Regions from separate parts of the Homo sapiens genome. Here region 1 is linked to region 2. A link is an interaction called in ENCODE POLR2A ChIA-PET data of the cell type or tissue named here. Cell type or tissue: GM12878. All regions are shown on one strand. Each heading gives the region's core, and the rest is flanking DNA. Links, peaks and the distances in the headings are about the cores only. Region 1 overlaps SPEN (spen family transcriptional repressor). Region 2 overlaps CLCNKB (chloride voltage-gated channel Kb).

What was found. ChIA-PET counts read pairs that join two places held together with the same protein. Peaks named below come from ENCODE experiments on the same cell type or tissue, not always from the same donor. Only the 100,000 strongest peaks of a DNase experiment are listed, where the experiment ranks them.
Region 1: POLR2A ChIA-PET joins it to region 2 with 5 read pairs; 1 of 35 experiments calls an interaction of 5 or more read pairs at or near these places.

The regions. Positions count from the first base shown.
Region 1 is chr1:15,888,513-15,897,403 of GRCh38, reverse strand. All of the region lies in intron 3 of SPEN (spen family transcriptional repressor), which reads right to left. Among named protein-coding and RNA genes, the nearest start is that of SPEN-AS1, 45 kb to the right of the region's middle. RefSeq lists enhancers at 3,973-4,032, 3,962-4,106 and a cis regulatory region at 4,029-4,039. In GM12878, for the core only: no CTCF peak of the experiment used is centred there; no DNase peak of the experiment used is centred there; H3K27ac peaks cover 791 bases.
Region 2 is chr1:16,052,918-16,061,808 of GRCh38, reverse strand. It overlaps CLCNKB (chloride voltage-gated channel Kb), which reads right to left. Exons shown (of 20, transcript NM_000085.5): 16 at 8,037-8,170; 17 at 6,286-6,374; 18 at 6,051-6,134; 19 at 5,301-5,387; 20 at 4,501-4,940. The coding sequence ends at 4,893. FAM131C (family with sequence similarity 131 member C) reads left to right here. Exons shown (of 7, transcript NM_182623.3): 5 at 1,758-1,940; 6 at 2,205-2,315; 7 at 3,092-4,040. The coding sequence ends at 3,372. Among named protein-coding and RNA genes, the nearest start is that of CLCNKB, 14 kb to the right of the region's middle. RefSeq lists a silencer at 1,113-1,303. In GM12878, for the core only: a CTCF peak has its summit at 5,535; a DNase peak (open chromatin) is centred at 5,568.

The sequences.
Region 1 (8,891 bases), core at 486-8,485, 160 kb after region 2:
GCAACAAGAGCGAAACTCCGTCTCAAAAAAAAAAAAAAGAAAGAAAAATTAGCCAGGCATGATGGCGTACGCCTGTAGTCCCAGCTACTCGGGTGGCTGAGACAGGAGAATCGCTTGAACCCAGAAGTGGAGGTTGCAGTGAGCCGAGATTGAACCACTGCACTCCAGCCTGGGCGACAAAGCGAGACTCCATCTCCAAAAAACAAAGTTTTTATTATGTAACCAATATTTTAATTTCAACTTTGTTTGGTCTATCAGATTTCTCCGGTCATCAGAAACTACAAAGATTTCTAACGGGAAAAGAGCTGATATGATAATGATTAACTGAATTAGTAGAGTGAAACTGACAAAGGAAGAAAGCTTTCTCTTACTAGACAAAGCTGGAGGTGGAAAGAGAACCATAACCAACCACCAACACTAATGTTTCTTTTCTTTCACGACAAGGTCTCGCTCTGTCATCCAGGCTGGAGTGCAGAGGTGCACTCATGGCTCACTGCAGCCTCAACCTCCTGGGCTCAAGCAATCCTCCCACCTCAGCCTCCTAAGTAGCTAGGACAACAGGCATGCGCCACCACACCAGGCTAACACTTAAAATTACTTGTAGAGACAGGATCTCACTATGTTGCCCAAGCTAGTAATTTTTCCTCTGATTACAATGACCCTTTATTGCTGATATAAACAACTAATAACACTTCCTAAAGATTACTTAGTACAAAATCTGGACCTCAGAAATTAACTTCTTAAAGCTCTCCTACTATCCATCTAGACTTCACCTCTGAATATTTATAAACATCAAACAAATCTAAACCTTAGGCAGGTACTGGCTCCACTTAAGTAATAAATTAATCAATAGGTAAGATTTAGGCTTAACTAGATTTAGTGTTGATGGTCACTAAAGTGATGGTAAAGGCTGGGCATAGTGGCTCAATCCTGTAACCCCAGCACTTTGGGAGGCCGAGGAGGGTGGATAACCTGAGGTCAGGAGTTTGAGACCAGCCTGACCAATATAGTGAAACCACGTCTCTACAAATAATACAAAAATTTGCCAAGAGTGGTGGCACACGCCTGCAGTCCCAGCTACGTGGGAGGCTGAGACAGGAGAATTGCTTGAATCTGGGAGGCGGAGATTGCAGTGAGCCAAGATCCCGCCACTGCACTCCAGCCTGGGTGACAGAGTGAGACTGTCTCAAAAAAAAAAAAAAAAAAAAAAAAAAAAGTGATGGTAAAATCAAACACAATAATTAATCAGTTTTATTATTCCTCATCTATTCTCAAGTCCAATAGTTTACATAAATGAGAGGAAAAAAATCATTAAAATACTGCATTTTATAAAAGTGCCTTATTTTGGCAGAAAATGCTGTTTAAAATTGTGTTTAAATATGCTTTATGTGGTTAGCATGCTCACAAAAGATTAAGTATAGGCCGGGCATGGTGGCTCACGCCTGTAATCCCAGCACTTTGGGAGGCCGAGACAGGTGGATCACCTGAGGTCAGGAGTTCAAGACTAGCCTGGCCAACATGGAGAAACCCCAACTCTAATAAAAATATAAAAAAAAATTAGCTGGGCACAGTGGCGCATGCCTGTAGTCCCAGCTACTCAGGAGACTGAGTGGGAGAATCGCTTGAACCTGGGAGGCAGAGGTTGCAGTGAGCCGAGATCATGCCACTGCACTCCACCCTGGGCAACAGAGTGATATTCTGTCTCCAAAAAAAAAAAAAAAAAAAGGTTAAGTATAAGTAATTATTTGGGATCCAATTACAGCAGTAGTTAATGTTTTAAAGTTTACTACTATCTTTTGGTAGAGTTAAGCAAAAGGATTATGTTGATCAACAGGGTATCTGGTAGATAATTAAAGCTTACCCAAAAAGAATAAAGGAATATTATTCACCTTTATAAAGGAATGAAATTATGATACATGTGACAAGACAGATGAGCCTTGAAAATATTATGCTAAGTGAAATAAGCCAGACACAAAAGGACAAATGCTGTGTGGTTCCACATATATGGGTACCTAGAGCTGTCAAGAATTCATGAGGACAGAAAGCAGAACAGTAGTCAGCAGAGGCTAAGAGAGGGAGGAATGGGAGTTATTGTTTAATGATAATGGATAGTGGTGATGGTCACACAATATTAATGTACTTAATGGCACAGAACTATACACTTAAAAATGGTTAAAATGAGGCCAGGAATGGGTGGTTCACACCTGTAATCCCAGCACTTTGGGAGGCCGAGGCGGGCGGATCACCTGAGGTCGGGAGCTCGAGATCAGCCTGACCAACATGGAGAAACCCTGTCTCTACTAAAAATACAAAATTAGCCAGGCGTGGTGGCACATACCTATATTCCCAGCTACTCAGGAGGCTGAGACAGGAGAATTGCTTGAACCCGGGAGGCAGAGTTTGCGGTGAGCCAAGATCGCGCCACTGCACTCCAGCCTGGGCAACAAGAGCGAAACTCTGTCTCAATAAAAATAAAAATAAAAAGGTAAATATTATGCTGTGTATATTTTACTACAATTTAAAAAAACTTTTTTGAAGACTTATAAGCTTTGGCATTAAAAATACAATATGGGCCGGGCGCGGTGGCTCACGCTTGTAATCCAGCATTTGGGAGGCCAAGGCAGGCAGATCAGGAGGTCAGATCGAGCCCAACCTGGCCAACATGGTGAAACCCCGTCTCTACTAAAAATACAAAAATTAGCTGGTGTGGTGGCGCGTGTCTGTAATCCCAGCTATTCTGGAGGCTGAGGCACGAGAATCATTTGAACCCAGGAGGCGGAGGTTGCAGTGAGCCAGGGTCACATCACTGCACTCCAGCCTGGCGAAAGAGCGAGACTCCGTCTCAAAAAAAAAAAAAAAAAAAAAAACAACCATAATATGGTAGTTTTAGGATCTACTGTCCTAATAACAGTAGCAAAAATGGAAAGAGGCTACGTTTTTGTTAATCTATTATTAAGAATCATGTGACTTCTTTTTGGGTGGGCTTTACTGGACCCTTCACACTCAGAAAACCTTGTACTCAAGTAACTCAAAGCAAAAAGCATCAAACATGCATGCTCCCTGAAAGCAGTAAGCAGATGTAACATGTCTGCCTAAGAACAAGAAATCCTTCCAACGTGGCAGCAGTCTTTATTTAAGAGACAAAAAAGATGAGAAAATTTAAACTGTCAAATACAATGGGATTTTCTCATTCCCTTAGTCACACGGTATATAGAATCTGATATTTCTTGTATGAAAAAACTAAAATGTTTCAGAAGGCACAGGCCAAGAAAGCACACAGATCAAGTGAGTGTGTGTGTGTTTTAATTCCAAGTGGTCACATACAACTGATGTAGCCTTACCAAACCCATAAGCAAATTTGAAGTTTGAGGTTTTTGCCTTTTCTGTCGCCCAGGCTGGAGTGCAGTAGTGCAATCTTGGCTCATTGCAACCTCCATTTCCTGGGTTCAAGTGATTCTTAAGCTTCAGCCACAAGTAGCTAGGATTACAGGCACACGCCACCACACCCGGCTAATTTTTGTATTTTTAGTAGAGACAGGGTTTTGCCATGTTGACCAAGGCTGATCTCAAACTCCTGGCCTCAAGTGATCCTCAAGCCTTAGCCTCCCCCAAAGTGCTGGGATTACGGCGGGAGCCACTGCAATTGGCTTGCTTTTTTTTGTTTTTTTTTAAGAGACAGGGTCTCGCTCTGTTGCCCAGGCTTGAGTGTACTGGCCTTTTTTCAATTTAACTTTGATACTAATGACATCTCCTCTCTATCCAGAATGAAAAAGAAGTTTGCTCTTTCCTGCTTCTGAACTCTCCATTAGGGCAGTTGCAGGGACAAGGAGTTAGAAAGGCACCTAACTCCCTACCAGAAAGCCTAAGCCATCCGCTATTTGGTATACTTTTTTGTTTATTTATAAATGACTACGAATTACTCAGTAAGAAACCTCAGGCTAAAATTCTTCTGCTTAAATATAATTACTTCTCTGCAGTTTCTTCCAGTGACAGATACAAAGCTACAGTCCAAGATGGCTCCACACACCATGACACAGCATATTCAGGAAGCTAATCTGCCCCTCCCTACCACCATCGAAAATAACATATAAAGAATCACAGAACTCCTCCAGTTTGGGTTATACAAATGATGCCTAGAAGCAACACAGATGTGTATTATTTCTGTCTTCTAATTCCAACAACTGAATTCCAGTCTATTAGCACCAGTATGTAAACAGACATATTTTAAACCTCTATCAAAAGTACTAGCCATCACTTAAAAATGATCATCAGATGAAAGTGTTTTTGTTGTTGTTGTTGTTGTTTGAGACAGAGTTTCACTCTTGTTGCCCAGGCTGGAGTGCAATGGCGCAATCTCAGCTCACTGCAACCTCCACCTCCTGGGTTCAAACGATTCTCCTGCCTCAGCCTCCTGATTAGCTGGGATTACAGGTGCATGCCACCACGCCCAGCTAATTTTGTATTTTTAATAGAGATGGGGTTTTGCCATGCTGACCAGCCTGGTCTTGAACTCCTGACCTCAGGTGATCTGCCTGCCTCAGCCTCCTAAAGTGCTGGGATTACAGACGTGAGCCACCGTGCCCCGCCCAAAGTTGTTTTTTAAATTTTAAAAATAAATTTACTCTGGTTATTTGATTTTCTCCTTGGGAAATTAATTTATTTAGGGGCTTTGATATTAACATATTTCTAAGCCTGGAACCTGGACTTTGAAATAAATATTTCGGTTGAGCCATTCCCTCAGCCACCCTGGAAACAGGCATTTTAGCCTGACCAACACTTGAAGTGTTGAAGATGGAATCTGGAAGTAGTTCAGTTTATATTTTAGGCATAACAGTCCCAAGAGGCTTTTCTATTAACCCATCATTTCCAAGAGAATAGAAGGGTTTAGGGAATTTAAAAAAAGAAAAATAACAAACTCTATTTGTCTTTAAACAAAATGAAAAGCACTAAATTGATACACAAATTATTTTGTGACATTACAGCTTAATAGAGCTTGCTTCTAGAAGAGCACTGTCCAGTAGAAATATAAGCCACAAAATTTTAATTTTCAAATAGTCATATTTTAAAAAGTAAAACGAAGAGCTGGGAGCAGTGGCTCACGCCTGTAATCCCAGCACTCTGAGAGGCAGAGGTGGGCGGATCACGAGGTCAGGAGATCGAGACCACCCTGGCTAACAAGGTGAAACCCCATCTCTACTAAAAATACAAAAAGAAAATTAGCCAGGCATGGTGGAAGGTGCCTATAGTCCCAGCTACTCGGGAGGCTGAGGCAGGAGAATGACGTGAACCGGGGAGGCGGAGCTTACAGTGAGCCAAGATTACGCCACTGCACTCCAGCCTGGGCGACAGAGCGAGACTCCATCTCCAAAAAAAAAAAAAAAAAAAAAAAAAGTAAAAAGAAACAGATGTAATTAATGTAGTAATATGCTTTATTTAACCTAATATATTCAAAATATCATTTGAACATGTAGCCAACATAAATAAGTTTTTTTTTTTTAAAAAAACCAGGTCTCCAGAACTTGATGTGTATATTTTTAAACAGTTCTACTGAGATATATGTGAATTTATTAACATGACACCATGACATTAGTTTTTCTTAATGGTTTTTATATTAGCCCAGGTACAGCGGCTCATGCATGTAATCCCAGTGCTTTGGGAGTCCAAGGCAGGAGGATCACTTGAGGTCATGAGACCTAGACCAGCCTGGGCAACATAGCGAGACCCTATCGCTTAAAAACAAAAAACAAAAAACAAGGCCGGGCGCGGTGGCTCAAGCCTGTAATCCCAGCACTTTGGGAGGCTGAGGTGGGCAGATCACGAGGTCAGGAGATCAAGACCATCCTGGCTAACATGGTGAAACCCCATCTCTACCAAAAATACAAAAATTAGCCGGGCGTGGTGGCGGGTGCCTGTAGTCCCAGCTACTCGGGAGGCTGAGGCAGGAGAATGGCGTGAACCCAGGAGGCGGACCTTGCACTGAGCCGAGATGGTGCCATTACACTCCAGCCTGGGCGACAGAGCCAGACTCCATCTCAAAAAAAAAAAAAAAAATTTAGCTAAGTGTGGTGGCATGTCTATAGTCTCGGCTACTTAGGAGGCTGAGGTGAGGGGATCCCTTGAGCCCAGGAGTTCAAGGTTGCAGTGAGCCATGATTGCACCACCACTCCAGCCAGGGTGACAGAGCAAGACTGCCTCTAAAAAAAAATTTTTTTCATAGCAATTATTTCCAAATGTGCTAAACCTCTAAGTGTTAGCTCCTGTAAACGGAATTTCTTTGTTAAAACCCACACACATATATTTCTGGGCTACGCTTAAGCATTACAAAGGCCTACCATTTTCTCCTGAAGGATGATATGCTGGTTTATTAGGGAGGTTTTTGTTTCTAGCTAGGATATCCAGTACTGCAGCCACTAGTCACATGTGGCTATTGAGCACTTGAAATGTGGCTATTCAGTGCACCAGTACTGATCAATGCTATAACACGGATGAACTGCAAAAACATATTAAGTGAAAGAAACCAGTCACAAAAGACCGCAATATGGTATGATTTTCCTTCTATTAAATGGCCAGAATAGGCTATAGAGATAGATTAGCAGTTGCCTTGGGCTGGGGGAGAAAAAGAATGGAGAGCAACTGCTAACGGGTATGAGGTTTCTTTTCGGGGTCATGAAAATGCACTAGTTTCATTATGGTGATGGTTGCAAAATGCTGTAAATGTATTAAAAAGCATTAACTGTCCACTTAAATGGGTGAATTTTACAGTGGAAGTTGCAGTGAGCAGAGATTGCACTCCAGCCTGGGAAGCAGAGCAAGACCCAGTCTTAAAAAAAAAAAAAAAAAAAAAACCTGAGTCAAAATCTAAAAATATCAACCAGGCCGGGCACGGTGGCTCATGCCTATAATCCCAGCACTTTGGGAGGTCGGGGTGGGCGGATCATAAGGTCAAGAGTTCGAGACCAGCCTGGCCAACATGGTGAAACTCAGTCTCTACTAAGAATACAAAAATTAGCTGGGTGTGGTGGTGCGTGCCTGTAATCCCAGCTACTCGGGAGGCTGAGGCAGGAAAATCGCTTGAACCCGGGAGGCAGAGGTTGCAGTGAGCCTAGATCACATGAAAAATAAAAATAAAAATGTCAACCTGATGTTATTGAACTGTATATAATGTGTTCCCACCTATTTGTAAGAAAATGTTTTACTGCCCTCATCTTAGCATATATTTCTAATCTACATCTCTCTTCCATACCAAATGAAAGTTTTTAGAGGATGAGTGAAATTCTTAGAAACGAACTCTGCAAAGACATTTTTAAAGCTATTTCACTTACTGTTTTGTCTACCTGGACATAGGAAGTTTATTTATAGTACAAAGTGGATTTGGAAAGATGTTCTATAGGCCGGGTGCGGTGGCTCATGCCTGTAATCCCAGCACTTTGGGAGGCCGAGGCGGGTGGATCACCTGAGGTTGGGAGTTCGAGACCAGCCTGGCCAGCATGGTGAAACCCCAACTCTACTGAAAAATACAGAAATTAGCTGGGCATGGTGGCAGGCACGTGTAATCCCAGCTACTTGGGAAACTGAGGCAGAAGAATCACTTGAACCCGGGAGATGGAGATTGTAGTGAGCCAAGATGGCGCCATTGCTCTTCAGCCTGGGCAACAGAGTGAGACTCCATCTCAAATAATGGGGAAAAAAAAAAGGTGTTCTATAGAGATATCATAATTTCTAGCACCAGTAAACTCCAGTAGCATATAACTTAATGAATAACTAATAAGTAAGTAAATGACCAGAGAGTGCTCTTTCCATTTTCTCACACAGGAATGGACAGCAAGACTACCCTTTGAAGCCAATTCAGTTTGTACTCTAAGACACAGATTGATAGAGGGGTGCTTGTATAAAGAATAAAACCTCAGCTAATTCTGAACTCCAGGAAATGCTAATGTTGGCCAGGCACGGTGGCTCATGCCTGTAATCCCAGCACTTTGGGAGGTTGAGGTGGGCAGATCACTGGAGGTCAGGAGTTTGACACCGGTCTGACCAACATGGTGAAACCCCATCTCTACTAAAAATACTAAAATTAGTTGGGCGTGGTGGCACATGCCTGCAATCCCAGCTACTCAGGAGGCTGAGGCAGGAGAACTGCTTGAACCTGGGAGGCGGAGGTTGCAGCAAGGCGAAATCAAGCCATTGCACTCCAGCCTGCGTGATAAAAGCAAAAAACCCCGTCTCAAAAAAAAAAAAAAAAGAAAAGAAAAGAAAGAAAGAAAATGCTAATGTTTATTTTAAAATGAGAATTCCTACATTTTCCTTAATTTCTGGACACGCATGATTCCTTGTTTGGGGCAAGGTAAATTTGTGCCTTGGCTTCTAAGAATGACCATAGAGAACTTCCAAGTACAAACACCCCAAAAGAGATATAAGGAAAGAACAAGATCACCTAAACTGCAATGAGTAAAGTTTTACCATAAGTAAAAATGATTGGCCGGGCGCAGTGGTTCATGCCTGTAATCCCAGCACTTTGGGAGGCCGAGGCAGGTGGATCACCTAAGGTCAGGAGTTCAAGACCAGCCAACCAACATGGCAAAACCCTGTCTCTACTAAAAATACAAAATTAGCTGGGCATGGTGGCGCATGTCTGTAATCCAGCTATTCCGAAGACTGAGGCAGGAGAATCACTTGAACCCAGAAGGTGGAGGTCGCGGTGAGCCGAGATCGCGCCATTGTACTCCAGCCTGGGCAGCAAGAGCAAAACACTGTCTCAAAAAAAAAAAGAGTTTACATACTTTGGCTGGGTGTGGTAGCTCATGCCTATAATCCCAGCACTTTGGGAGGCAAAGCTGGGCGGATCACCTGAGGTCAGGAGTTCGAGACCAGCCTGACCAATATGGCGAAACCCT
Region 2 (8,891 bases), core at 827-8,826:
CCATCACCTTAGTTCAGGTTCCCTGGAAGCAGAGCCTGACATGGGCATGACTGTGCAGGTGATTCCCTGGGGAATGGCCCTCAAGAGAAGCCAGCAGGCAGCGGGGGAGGCAGAGGGGCCTTCGGAAGGGGCTCTGCAGGAGTCTAGCCCTGCCCACCTGGTCCCACTGGGAGCTTGGGAGCACAAATAGCACCCCAGAATTGATGACACCCCAAGGCAAGGGGGCTGGACTTTATATTCCCCCATTGCTGACTCACTGGCTGCCCCTGGGGAGGACTAGGTAGCCTCCCGGCCTCTCTAGGTGCCCAGGAGCTCAGGGCGGTTCTCCAGATAAGGGTGTGAGCTGACAGCAGCAGCACCTGAAGCAGCTGGGCATGGGCTCCCAGGCCTGTAGAGCAGGTTTCGGTGGCCACCACAGCATCAGGTGGCCCCAGCACTAAATCCCACCCAGCTCCCCTGAGGCCCCTGGGGCCCTCCCTCCCCACATTGGCCTGTGCCTTTCCTCCATCTCCAGTGCCTTCCTCCACCTCACCTGCCCTTCAAGGGCCACTTGAACCCCTACTTCCTACAAAACACCCTCTCCAATTGCCAACACTCCCCAACTTAGTGGGTGGGAGGGAGAGTCTCCCCTTTCTTCCGTACCCCCATCTTTCCCATTTTCCCCACTCTCTAATTACCTTTGTGGATATTTCCTCCTACTTAAATATTGCCATTCCTCACATTATGGCTTCGGGGACCCGGGTGACTCCCAGATCTATTCTCAGCCTTGGTTAATGGTGATGCTGAACCATTCCTGGCAGCCCCCTCTCCATCTTCCGCATACAACAGCTCTACTCCCAAAGCCCCCGACCCCTCCTCTCTGTCTGCCCAGCCCTTGCCTTGTCTGTTGCTGGGTCCCTGCGGTAACCCCTAATCCTCCAACTGGGTTGCTCTTCCTAAACAGCTGTTCTAACTGGTCACTCTCTTGCTCATTACCCTGCTGGGGCTCCCCATTGCACAGGAACATCTGAGCCCTCCACCTGGTTCTCCCCAACCCTGTTCTGTCCCTGATCAGCTCCCAGCTTCTCCTGCCGCCCAGTCCTAGAGTGGACCCCATGTTTCACCCCAGCTAATCCTGGACTCACGCCAGACACTACCATGCCTTCATCCTCTTCTCATCTTTGAAATGAAACCTCCAGTCTTGCCTCTGTCTGTTCAAACCCAACCCACCTTCAAATTCCAATCCCAGGTCCCCTCTTCCAGGAAGCCTTCCCTGCCTGCTCCACCCACCCAGGTCTCACCTCCAGCAGAGCTGGCAGGCCACAGAGATGCTCTCTCAGAATGTGTTTAATGGATCATGGAGAAAGCTGGGGGCTCATGAGTGGTCCTTGGGTGGCTCTCCTTGGATGGAAGGGTCTGAACTTGGTCAGAAAGGGAGTGAGGGGTGTGGCCGATCTGGGGAAGAAGCATCCAGTGGGCGGGAACATGGACTGGGAGTAGGATGCTGGGAGGAAATGTGGATGCCAGTGGGTGGGGGCATTAAGGGAAGGGGGCCACAGAGCTCGGAGGGCTCAGGGCAGGAGTGAGCAGAAGGCTTTGGAGGGCGTGAGGAGTTAGATGGGTACAGGCCCCTGGGGAGGTGTGGGGGCACTGATGGAGATCATGGTGCACTGAGGGAATGTGGGGTACAGGCCACTGGGTGGGCCTGAGGCATGGGGGCCAGGCCCTGCGCTGAGCCTTGTGTCAGGACAGTCACCCAGATGCCCTCCATGCCCCAGGGGTGGTGCAGAGCATCAAGGACCACATCACAAAGCCCACGGCCATGGCCCGAGGCCGCGTGGCCCACCTCATCGAGTGGAAGGGCTGGAGTGCCCAGCCGGCAGGCTGGGAGCTGTCCCCAGCTGAGGACGAGCATTACTGCTGCCTCCCGGATGAGCTGCGTGAGGCCCGCTTTGCTGCAGGTCAGCGAGGAGGGGGACTGGCCAGGGCTCTGTGGGGGTGAAGCTGGGTCCTTGGGGGCCCAGATCACTGCATGGGCATTGTCTGGGCAGGAAAAAATAATGGCATAGGGTGGGTGAGTATTAAGTGAGCACTCTTGACCACTGGGGTGTGGATTGGCAGCCCAGAGAGGTGGCCACCCTCCCGCCTGTCCTGGAGCAGCTCCATCAGGCACTGAGGCCGTCCCCACCCATGCCCCCCTGAGCTGGATCTCGCTGTTCCCCCAGGGGTCGCCGAGCAGTTTGCCATCACAGAGGCCACACTGAGCGCTTGGTCCTCGCTGGACGAAGAGGAGCTGCACCCCGAGAACAGCCCCCAAGGCATCGTCCAGCTCCAAGGTACAGCCCAGAGGGTCCAGGGGGCGGGGGTGGGCAGAGTGGAGCTGATTCTGGATGGCTGCCCATCACCAAAGGCAGTGTGACCTCGGCCAAGCCCCTTCCTTTTCTCAGCCTAAGTTTCTTCATCTGCAAAATGGGGCAGTGATCCTTGCCTTGCCCATTGCCCGGCAGTGCCAGGAGCAGGAAGGAGAGAGTGAGCACAGTGGGGGCGGGAATCGAGCGCTTACCACACCGAGGGCTGTGCACGAGGCACCTCACAGAATCCTCACAGCAGCCCTAGGGAGTGGGTCTTGTTGTCCCCATTTTACAAATAAGGAAACAGAGGCACTCAGACGTTCAGAAACTTACTCCAAATGACAGCTAGAAGCGTCAGAGCCGGATCTGAAACTTAGCACCAGGCACGAGCAACCACCTTTCTAGAAGCCCAGGTTACTACTGAGGGCTTCAAGGAGCCTTGGCCCTGGGGGAAGCCTGCACTTAGTCCTCCTGCCCCAAGAGGGACGGGGAGGGGACAGAGGCCCAGAGGAGCACTGGTTGTCCCAGTTCTCAGAGAGCACAGGCTGGCTCCAAGCCCACTCTTAACTCCTCCGTTTACTGCCTGGAGGAGAAAGCTGGGGCTCAGAGTTTTGGTGACTTGACCAAGGTCACAAGGCTCGGCCGTCACATAGCTGGATTTGGAGGCAGGTCTTCTGCCCCTTGCCCTTTCTCACACCCCCAGAGAGGGCGAGGAGCTGGATCTGGGACGCCATTCCCCCATCACCCCCTTGCTTTTCCAGATCTGGAGAGCATCTACCTTCAGGACAGCCTTCCCAGCGGCCCCTCACAGGATGACAGCCTTCAGGCCTTCTCCTCGCCCAGCCCCTCCCCTGACAGCTGTCCCTCACCTGAGGAGCCCCCCAGCACCGCTGGCATCCCGCAGCCCCCCAGCCCAGAGCTGCAGCATCGGCGGCGGCTGCCCGGGGCCCAAGGACCCGAGGGTGGGACCCACCCCCCGGGCTCCCTCCCCTCCATGGACAGCGGCTCCCTCTGGGAGGAGGACGAGGTGTTCTATAACTGAGGTGGGGGCTGTGCTGGTCCAGCACCTGCTCTCACCATGACCTCGCCTGGTGGGCAGCCCAGGCATATCTGGACCCCGGGGTCCAGGGCAGGGCATCCCTTGACCCCTCGGGTAGGCACAGGGTAGGTGCGGCAGGGATGGGGCCAGTGCTCATGGTGGCCTCTCTGTGCCTCGGTGGACCTGCCCCAGCAGTGGGAGCCATAACCCCCTCCCCCTTCATTACTTCACTCAGGTGGGCACCTTCCCCTGCAGGGTGTCTGCCCTCAGGGAACTCACGGACTCTCAGAGACACCAGGGCAGCCTGGCCCAGAGGAGCAACAGCCAGGCCCCCAGGAGGACAGCCATGGAGAGAACTGAGACCCACTTACAGTGGGGTCTGGGAACCCTGCCTGTACCTGGGGTTCAGTCCCTCCCAACTCCCTCCTTGTGTCTGCCCCCCAGCAAAGGTGGGGTGACCACTTCTGGTAGCTAAGCACCTGCTCCCCGGCTCTCTTCACCCAGGACATCTGTCTCTCTGGAGTGTCTGTCTGTCTGTCCCTCCCTCTCTGAACCTGCTTCCTCCGTGTCCCCTGCTCCTCACCCCTGGGAGCCCACTCCCCCTCCTTGCGGCTCCCTCCCATCTCACTCAAGGTTCTCTGAGGACATTAAAGTGGTGGATTCACCCTGGATGACCTTGGCCTGGTCTCTGCTGGGGAAGATGTGACCTTGGGCCCCTGGACAGAGTCCGGAGGGAGTCAGGGAAGGTCCCTACTGCCAATGCTCACACAGCTGGTCAACCTGCTCCCACCCAGCCAGAGAGGGCCCATGGAGGATGCCTAAGGCTCTGTGGACTCCCCAAGGAGCCACACTTGGGTCCTGGCTTTATGAGCTGTGGCCCAGCCAAGCAGGAGACTAGGGCTTGAGCAACACAGGGTCCTGCTTATCCATGAGGACAAGCATCATAGACCTGGTGGGAGACCCTCTCTCCCTGGCATCTCCCTGCCAAGAAATGGAGCATGAGGAGGAGCCCAGGGGCCCGAGCCTGCAGTGCCCACGTGACCACGGGAAACTCACTCTGGGCCAGCGCAGGTAAGGAGCTCCAGTCCCAGACCAGCAACCTTGCAGCTGAGATGAGGGATGGACACCAGCTCTGGGAACCAGCTTTATTTTTCTCAGGAGCCTCTCACTGGGAACCAGACAACCCCAGAAGGCATCTGTGCCTGCCCTTGGTGACAGTGTACTCCAATCTCATCATTCATTAATGTGATGGCCAGTCACTGAGCAACTGGCAGATACTGGTTTTCCATCTTCTCACACTCAGCTCTGCCCAAGGTGGGATTTTTGTCTTTCAAGGCAGGAGCCATCGTCCCACCCAGGATGAGCCATCCTCTTCTGGGCTAGGTTAAAGTTGCCTGTTATGCCAAAGAATGGAGCTGGGCTGGAGGGAGGGGCAGGTGGTGATGGGGGAAGAGAAGCAGGGTCTCAGCCCAACCTCAGTACCAGGTCAGCTGGGGTGCCCTGTTTCATCTTGCTGGGCCGGCTCACTTTGGGGCTGGCGGATTTGTCAGGTTGGAAATTGCTTTCTTCATCTAGAACAGAGAAAGGGGGTGGAGGTGCGGGGGGATGTAGAGGAGGTTGTGAGGGGGGCTCCAGCATTTTTGGTTCCCCTAAGGGTGGTTTCTGGGTAAATAGTAGAGCCTGTGCCACCCCATTGCACAGATGGGATCACTGAGGCCGAGAGGGGCAGGCTGGCCACTGGCCAGAAAACAAGGTAGGGGAGCCAGGCCCAGTGGCCAATCTGGGCCAAGAAGAGGGACTCATCAGTATCCTCTGAATCCCCCCAGGTTTGGATGGGAGCATGCTGGTGTCCCCCCCACCCCACCTCCCCACCTCCCCAGTCTTCTCAGGCATAGGTTCCCTGCTTTGCTCTGCCCCCGGGACCCTGGTACCTCCACCCAGGACACGCAGCCCACAGCTCTGCCCCGCGACGTCACAAAGAGGGAATGAAGGTTCAACAGCTCAAAGAGGTTGTGTGCCTGGATGGGGGATGTTAGGAAACACTGGAGGGTAGAAGGTGCCCAGCCCACCCTCTAGCCCACTCCACCACGCCTCTGAGCCAGGAAGAGGGGCGGGGCCTGATGTGTGTGGGAGACAAGAGACCCAGGCCTGCAATGTCCAATGTGGCCACTGGGGGATGCCAGAGTCCATGCAAGGGTCTGGGCGGGGCCGCAGGTAAACAGGACCTAATATCCAGCACCCTCCAGCAGCACAGAGGGGGCGGGGCCATCTCCAGGTCCCCTGTCAGCCTCTGCCCCTCCCCAACCCGTGTGCCAGGCTCTGTCCTGAGTGGTTAAGTCGTTTGTCCAAGATCACACAGGGAGAATGCGGTGGACCTGAAATTGAAGCGCACGTGTGCCTTGGTGCAACTCCACTGTCTTTCTCCACCCAGAGATTTACATTTGCCACTCTCCCACTTCCCTCATCTCTCTGCATCATCCCCACAACCCTGGCAGTGAGGGGCAACAGGGCAGGAGCTTCTTTGCCCAGTCTGCTGATGAGGACACTGGCCCAGGAGGAGCAGGAAGCAGCATAAGACGGGCAGGGCGGGGTTGGGAGGGGAGGCTGGAGCGTGAGCTCCTCATCAGCTCTTCCCCCACCCAGAGGCCTCATGTGTCACACTCCCCAGTTCTCCCCGTTACCTCATGCAGGGAAGTCTCTGGGGACAGCTTCAGGGTCACTGGTTCTGTGGGGCAGCCTGCAGCCAAGATGTCCTGGAGACACTGCTGGGGGTGGGGAAGGGTTACAGGTGCAGGGCTGGCCTCCCCAGGATGCCTCTCTCTGACCACCTCTCCCTCAGGATATCAGCGGGCCCCTCTCCTCCCATTCCTGCTGACCCACCCCCGCCCCATCCCCATGCCCCTCAGGAGTACCCACCTGGTGTCCAGGAGCCCAGGAAGGAGGCTCAGCCTTCAGGGCCTGCACCAGCTGGGCCCTTCGCACTATGCCCACCAGGATCTGGGACTCTGGCAAGTGGAGAGACAGCCAGAGGGAGGCACATTAGGAGGAAACAGGGACTCACATTTACTTAGCACCTACTTAGCCAAGAACTGTTCTGGTGTTCCTATGGGGCTATTGTGACTATTGTCACCCATTATAAAGGACAGGAAACTTTGGCTCAGAGGCACAGAGAGGCTAATTGTCTTGCCCAAGGTCATTCAGGTGTGGTAGCTGAGGATGGCTGAGTGAGGCTGCCAGGGAGCCAGGAGGGACCCTGGCCACCACTGAGATCCCCCACATTGCAAGGCCTCAAGACAGGAGCAAGCTAGGGACGCCAGCACGATGAAGTCTGTGTGTCAGGGCTGGGCTTTCTCCTTCATTTCCCAAGAGGCTTCACATTTGGCGCAGCACAGTGAAGGTGTGAACCCAGGAGGACACTGTGTTCTGAGGTCCTACTGTGTGCTGGGGCCTTGGCAACTTCACTCTGGCCCTGGGGCATCAATGGCATTGTCGGATATTTAGTTTTGAGGGCCCAGCTTGGTGTTTTTGCTTTCTGTTGAGTGGAATAAAAACTTGACACCTAGACATATAAATGTCCCCCTTCCCTTTTAAATGAACACTGAAGGCTATTTCTTGGGTGAGCAGTGGGGTCCCACAGCCTGGGCCTGTGTTGGTTGGAGCACTTTGCTGTGGCTCTGAGGGTAAAAGAGGACTTTGTCTTTGTCTTTGAGGCTAGTTCTTTCTTTGATCCAGGAAGTGAAGGCTCTTGGTGGGGTCATCCGAATGCAAACATTTTCAGATGAGATATTTGGCATATTCCACAGCATAATGCTAACGGTCTTCCAGTTAGTGGGGGAAAGAAGGGCCTAGCATTTGGAGTGAGAACGTCTGGCAATCCTATACTCTCTTGATCCCTACTTTCAAGATGATGAAAATGCAGTACATAGAGCTTAAGTGGTATACTCACAGTTCTTTAGCTCATAAATGGCCTTATCCCTCTTGGGGTGGGCATAGGGGTGACCCATATGGTTGTACAGGTTGCTCACTGCACAAGGTGCCTGCCCAAAGTGCAAGTGGAGACCAAAATCCAGCTGTGGTGTGCTTGCCAGGTGTGCAGCTTGTCTCACTTGCACAGGGGGACACATGGGCTGACAGCAGCCTTGAGTGAGCAGGGTTACCCCCCAACCCCGCCTTATCTTCTAAATGCAGATACTGGACTTGTACCCACAGGAAATGACGCTCTAGTTAAGGTTTCTGCAAGAAGTGAGTTCCATGCCTTTTAACAAGAGCCACCATGCTTTTGTCTCTAAAGAGATGTTTTCCTTGTGGCAACAAGGATTTGGAGGAGGGGACTCATCTGGGGAATGCTTAAAGGGAGGCCTGAAGGGAAGCTTCCGGAAGACCCTGGTGGTGTCCCCATGCTCCTACCCCAGCAGCTGCCCAGGGACTGCCTTACAAGCACCCGGCCGACTCTCTTTAGACATGTCAACCACCCCAAGGGAGGGTGGCCATGATTTCCATTTTACTGATGAGGAAACTGAGGCTCAGGTGATGTGACTTGCCCAAGGTCACACGGTTGGTTGCTAAGTCACAGAGCCTGGATGCAGATCCTGTCTGCCTGACAGGTTCAAGAAGGAGGCAGAGGGCATCCCCTACCCCCGACTTCCTCCTCCCTTCCGGCTGGGCACCTGTGCTCTCCACCAGGGGATACTTGGCCACGTCTGTGGAGGTCACAACCTTGACCACCTCCTCCAGTGGCATGTCCTTGGCCAGTGTGGTGATGCTGTGGTTCATGAAGTGCTCCACCCTCACGCGGTGGGAACTGCAGGCAGAGGGGCTCCCATCAGGCCCCACAGTCAGGGATGTGAGACCCAGGCTGGCAGGGGGATCTGTGGGGAGCTTTGCTTGAACCGGGGACCCACGGCTCTGGAGTGTGGGCAGGGCCGGAGAGGTTCCTGGAATGAGGGACTCCTAGAACCCACGGTGAGAGGAAACCTGGGGACCACATCGCCGATGACCCAGTTGCGAATTCCCAGCCCCCTGGACCCCCGTGTCCCCCAGACCAGCTCCACTTTAGCCTGTTTTACCCAGCAGCCTTCCCTGGAGGATTTAATTTGAGTAAAAAGTATATGCGGCTGGGCACGGTGGCTCACGCCTGTAATCCCAGCACTTTGGGAGGCCAAGCCAGGTGGATCACTTGATGCCAGGAATTCAAGACTAGCCTGGCTGACGTGGTGAAACCCCGTCTCCACTAAAATTACAAAAATAATCTGGGCATGGTGGCACATGCCTGGTCTGAGCTACTTGGGAGGCTGAGGCAGAAGAATTGCTTGAACCTGGGAGGTTGAGGTTGCAGTGACTGAGATTGTGCCACTGCACTCCAGCCTGTGAAACAGAGTGAGATTCCATCTCAAAAAAAAAAAAGTATATGCCTCCCCCAGGGAAAAAAACTTGAAAGTCTGGAAACCACTGGGGTAAGCAGCCCCATTTTCCAGATAGGGAAACGGGTTCAGAGCAAGGCAGCAGCTTGCTTGTGTTTTCAG